2 separate regions of the Homo sapiens genome follow, and region 1 is linked to region 2. The links are chromatin contacts, found by POLR2A ChIA-PET in ENCODE. All regions are on one chromosome and are shown on one strand. The core of a region is the stretch at or near the end of the contact, and the rest is flanking DNA. Distances in the headings are between cores, read along the strand shown.

Region 1 (2,900 bases), core at 365-2,864, 38 kb before region 2:
TGGACTCCACACTCACGGTGAAGTCGTGGGTAAGAACCAGGTGACGCTCCGCAGAATGGCAGGCTCCGTCCTTCCCTCTGAGGAGCTGCCAACAGTGTGTAGGTGGAAGAAAGTGAATTCCTCCTATGCCTAGCTCCCTTTCAAAAGGCATTTAATTTCCTGTGACTGATGAGAGAGTTTGTATTTGAAACGGAAGCCTCTTAATTTATAGCCCACAATAATAGAGTCTGGCAACTACAGACCCTCCCGGTGCTGTTCAGCGGCTGCCCTGCCTGCGGAGACCCTCCTCTGGTGGAGAAGCATAATGTGCCTTTCATGCCTTTTGCACTTTGGGGCTTCATCAGGAAAAGATGACCTTACTCAGTTAAAAAAAATCCTCTTCATCAGATGTGCAGTAGCTGTGAAACATCAAGAAGAACACATGCCATTGAAGGGTGACACCTGAATTACCTGCCATTTTCTATTTTTCAAAACAGTCTCAGCCAAAAGGCTAGAAGTGAATAAATAATTCTACCACGACTCCTCTAAATAAGATTTTAGCACTCTGTTATTTGCTTCGAACAGGAGATCAGAGAACATTTGAGAGTGGCACTTTGCATTTGGGACATGGCACGGAAGCCGTGGCTGGAGGCCAAGGACTGTCTCAGGCAGAAACCTTTGCCTGGGGCCTCGGGTGCATCTAAACAGAATCTGGGAATAAATACCAGGACCTGACACAGAGCGCCCGAGAACACAGAGACTGGCCGCTGCCTGTGACAAACAACGCTGAACACCCTCCAGCCTTCCGGAGAAGGGTGCACGGCTCTGACATCTGGGGAGAAAATGCTGGAAAGAGCCTCTTCTGCAAAATTGTGCATGGAGATTGAGAGCATAGTGTCGAGTTTCCACCTTGTTGAGAGTTTGTGCTCCAGAGAGCCATTTGCAGCAAAGAAAGAGAGAAGTCTGAATTAAAATGACACCAGTACCCTGCCCTCACTGACCCTCCCCACCTCGGCCCAGGACACAGTGCTGTCGAGGAGTTTCACGTCCCACCGCTCTGCCTGGCTGCTTCTCTCAGGCACCCCTTCCTTCCTGGAGTTATCATCTCTTTCTGCCACCTCTGCCTCGCTTCCCTTTCCACAGTCTCCTCTTCAGAAGGCAGGAAAGAGAAAGGAACAGCAGCTGGGTGAGGCTCACCCTGCCTGACTTCATGCTGTAAATGCTCCCTGTCCTCTCAGGAAGTTTCCCTTTTAATTAAAAATTGCATTTTTGAATGAGCTTCCTCAGAGCTAGGGAGCTGGAACATCTCATTTGTGTGGCATTATCCTTGTTCTCAGGAATGGCCATGTGGCTTCCTTCTCAGCTGGACTCCTGTGGGAAGCTGTGAACAGAAGGCGCCCTGAGACGTGCTCAGGTGTCCCTGGGACCCGGTGCAGCCCATGCCTCTGTGAGCTTCATCTCATGCCAACACCCCCAGTTCCCAGGCTTTCCTGGCCCACGCTGCCATCCCACCATGGCCAGCGTGCCCACATGAGCCCGCCAGGTTCCGGCCTTCTCCCCCAGTTCTCACTGCAGCATGCCCACTTGGCTTCCATTCCCAGCTGGCCAGATCCCTATGTCCTCTCTGATGTATTCGGTTACTCTGTGTTGATGCACTGGCGACCTGCTGCAGCTGTCATTCCCTTTGCTGCAGTATGTGTATATGAATTCTTCTTCTAATGGAAAGAGACTCAGGAAGTGAAGGGAAAGCGGAGGGAGGACAGGACCCTGGCAGTGGAACAAGGAACAGGAATGTCACGGGGAGTCTTACAGACCCTCCAGACCGTGCCCTGGAGGCCAGTGTCCGGGAGACAGTGGGTTTCCACAAATAAATGGGAAGGGGTCCCACGACCCTAAATGCACATTCCTCCGCCCCTCAGACTTCCACGTACTTGACCTCCTGGTGTTATTTAGGTGTTCAGAAAAGGTAATATAATTTCCAAAGGAGCTGAATTTGCTGCCAGAATAAAGCTCAATCCCTGCGAGATTCTAGTCCAGCAGTCAGGAAGGCAGGCAAGAGCAGACAGAGCCTGTCTCTGATTACTGTTCCTTCTCCAGCACAGGCCACAGGGACACGTGCATAGCTGCTGCTTAATAAGCTCTTGCTGACTGAATGAGTGAGGAAGGAATGAGTGAGTGAAGGAATGAGTGAGTGGAGGAATGAGTGAGGAAAGAATGAGTGAGTGGAGGAATGAGTGAGGAAGGAGTGAGTGAAGGAATGAGTGAGTGAAGGAATGAGTGAGGAAGGAATGAGTGAGTGAAGGAATGAGTGAGGAAGGAATGAGTGAGTGAAGGAATTATAGAATGGAGGAATGAGTGAGGAAGGAATGAGTTAGTAAAGGAATGAGTGAGCGGAGGAATGAGTGAGGAAGGAATGAGTGAGTGGAGGAATGAGTGAGCCGAGGAATGAGTGAGTGGAGGAATAAGTTAGAAAGGACTGAGTGAGCGGAGGAATGAATGAGCGGAGGAATGAGTGAGGAAGGAATGAGTGAGTGGAGGAACGAGTGAGGAAGGAATGAGTGAGTGGAGGAATGAGTGAGGAAGGAATGAGTGAGTGGAGGAATGCGTGAGAAAGGAGTGAGTGAGTGGAGGAATGAGTGAGGAAGGAATGAGTGAGTGGAGGAATGCGTGAGAAAGGAGTGAGTGAGTGGAGGAATGAGTGAGTGGAGGAATAAGTGACAAAGGAATGAGTGAGTGAAGGAATGAGTGAGTGGACGAATGAGTGAGCAGAGGAATGAGTGGAGGAATGAGTGAGTGAAGGAATAAGTGAGAGGAGGAATGAGTGAGTGGAGGAATGAGTGAGGAAGGAAGGAATGAGTGAGGAAGGAAAGAGTGAGTGGAGGAATGAGTGAGGAAGGAATGAGTGAGTGGAAGAATAGTGA
Region 2 (2,911 bases), core at 235-2,734:
CCACGTGACCTCTTTTCCCTCCACAGACACCTGGAATCCACAGGGTCTGCCTGCGTGCACAGCCGCAGAGACAGGGCGCTTGCATGCCGCCTGACCCTGCCCTTTGCTCCTCGGGGCCCCACTCAGAGCTTCCAGCACTTTCTTCCAACAGTGACAGGCTCCTCTTTGGCCACTGGCGGGAGGGATTCCAGCTCTAACTCCATTTTAGAGTTTGCTTCCTAGGACTATCCAGGCACCAAGTGCCACAGGTTATAGGTTCCCAGGAGAACAGGCTCTGAGACTTGCAGGCAGGGAGTGTCTTGGGGTGCTCTCAACAGCACCTTCAGGAAGAGAAGGAAGCAGGGTTGGGCAGAGGTGGAGTCCCACTGCAGTGCGGTTGCCACAGAAGACTGAGGGGAGCCAGAGGTAGGAGGCTAGAGGTGAGCCCTTCGCATCCACCCTCCACCACTGGGCGTGAGCTGCCCTATCGCCGTGATGTGACGGTGTGACCTCAGTCCCAAGGTGGTGGGACTGGGAGCAGAGCAGAGCACCCCCTAAAAGGGCCAAACCAGAGACACACCAGGCACCAGGAATCCGGCCAGGGAATACAGAGGAGGGGATGGGCTTGAGGTCGGATCTGCAGAACTTGGCAGTGGATTAGAAGACAGGATGAGAGGAGACGGGTTAATGTTGATGCATGAATGTCTAGCTTAGAACGATGGTGGTGCCATTGGCTGGAAGAGGAGACAGAAACAAAAGCAGGTTGTTCGGGGAGACACACATTCATTGTGGACATCTCAGCTAGGGGTTCAGTGGGGAAAGGAGTGGATGCCTAGACCACCTCAGAGGAGAATCCAGGCTGGAGCCAGCGATCAAGATGCAAGACTGACAATCTCCAACGAACTGCCCCTTATCCATGCTCCCCACACCCACACCCACCCCTTCAGAGTTACAGTCCAGGAGAGGCTAGGAGGTGCACCTCCCTCAGTGGAGGACACTGAAGCAGCAGTGGCTCCAGGGAGCTGAGATCTTTTTTGATCTATTTTGCCCCAGCATCTCACCGCAGAGCCGTCTCTCAGCCATTGACTGCCTTCACACACAAATGCAGTCCCAGTATTGGGAGATGGGTGTAATTTATTATTCCCGGAGATCTAGATCCCCGGTTATTTGGGAGTGTATTTTCTGAACTGCTTGTTGGTTTAAGTAAAGCAGGTTTGATGCCACTTCTCTTGAATCCATGACCCTGGACCCGCCGCCTAAGTGGATGTGCAGATGGGATGGAACGGCTGCGACAGATCTCCATTAAAGCCAGCGCGTCGTTCGGGCTCGGCCTTGCGCTGTGAAAAGCTGAGTCAGTGCCAGGACAGCACCCGCCCCTCTGCAGTGCGTTTCCAAGGCACTCAGCTTGTGTGCGAAGGTTTGCTCTGGGGCAGCAGAAATGGCCCTTGGCAGGTCGTCAAAGGCCCGGTTTCATTTCCTCCTCTTCCAGGCAAGTTGCTCAAAGGCTCACAGCCTTTTCGTCGCCTGCCACACAGAGCCAGTAAGATCTACCAAGCTATAAATAATGAAATGAGTGTGTGTTTCGCCGTTTGTAAGTTGCAAAGTATTACAAAATGGTGAAACTTGGGGGTTTGGGTTTTTAAGGCTGAATGCTAAAACTGTCAGGCACTGTGGAGAGAGGAAAGGAAAGATAAGATTGACTGGGATTGAAAGACAAGTGAAGGCATGCTTGCGTGGGTACACACACAGTGACACCACACGCCTGCCCCTGGAGGCCGATCCTGACCATGCAGACCTGGGGCTGGGGCTCTCCAAGCGCTCTCCTGCACTGCAGAAACCCTTCTTCTCTTCTGGACTGTCACTCCAGCACGGCAGAGCACCAAGGCTCTGCAACGCACTTCCCTGGGGTGCAGCTTCCGGCCAGGGGCGTCCTCCCTCTGCAGGAGCCTCAGCACCCCCGGGGGGTTCCCTCCACCCCCAGGAGTTCTGCCTTGAGGGGCATGGCCTGCGGGTCCCCTGAGCTCGCTCACCTGTGGGGGTCACGGCCTGCGGGTCCCCTGAGCTCACTCACCTGTAGGGGTCACAGCCTGCGGGTCCCCTGAGTCTTCCTCTGCACGGCCACAGTGCAGCCTCCACCAGATGCCTGCCTGGCCTGACACATGGGACCCTCCTCTGAAAATGATGCTGTCCTGAAGGCTTTTGGATTCCAGAGGGGTTTCAGGATCCCAGCAGAGTTGGTAAAAAAGGTCTGAATGTAAATTCTGAACCGACTTTGCAAGTCTATACCCTGTATACCCTGTGTACTAGACTCCATAAACAAGCAGCTAGAACAAGTTCGCAATGTGGAAAATATTTTTATAGAAACTTATTGTCACAGCTACACACCACACACACACACACACCACACATATGTCACACATGCCACACACATAAACATAACGCACACATCACACATACACACCACACATATATAACACACATCACACATACACACACACCACACATACATCACACATGCCACACACATACACACATACACACACCACACACATGCACCACACACCCATTACACACACCACACACACATCACACACCACACACATGCACCACACACCCATTACACACACCACACATACATCACACACACCACACACACCACACACCCATCACACACACCACCCATATGCACCACACACCCATCACACACACCACACATATGCACCACACACACATAAACATACACACCACATCCACATACACCACACATACACAACACACACGGCGCACACATATACATAACATGCACACCATGCGTTACACACACAACACACGCGCACCACATATACCACACACACATACATACACACCACACACACTGCACATACAGCATACGCATATACACAACACACATACACACAGAACACACACCACA

What was found. ChIA-PET counts read pairs that join two places held with the same protein, here RNA polymerase II (POLR2A).
Region 1: POLR2A ChIA-PET joins it to region 2 with 13 read pairs in activated CD4-positive, alpha-beta T cell. The contact joins two enhancer-like sites. POLR2A ChIA-PET finds 5 or more read pairs at or near these places in 3 of 52 experiments (WTC11, activated CD4-positive, alpha-beta T cell and activated T-cell).

The regions. Positions count from the first base shown.
Region 1 is chr6:161,412,150-161,415,049 of GRCh38, reverse strand. The region is part of intron 9 of PRKN (parkin RBR E3 ubiquitin protein ligase); the gene reads left to right. Among named protein-coding and RNA genes, the nearest start is that of AGPAT4, 140 kb to the right of the region's middle. Within about 2 kb of position 1,614, at least 3 of the 41 ENCODE cell types and tissues checked have a DNase peak (open chromatin) inside an H3K27ac peak, as active enhancers do.
Region 2 is chr6:161,374,209-161,377,119 of GRCh38, reverse strand. All of the region lies in intron 10 of PRKN (parkin RBR E3 ubiquitin protein ligase), which reads left to right. Among named protein-coding and RNA genes, the nearest start is that of AGPAT4, 100 kb to the right of the region's middle. RefSeq lists an enhancer at 1,403-1,943. Within about 2 kb of position 1,484, at least 11 of the 41 ENCODE cell types and tissues checked have a DNase peak (open chromatin) inside an H3K27ac peak, as active enhancers do.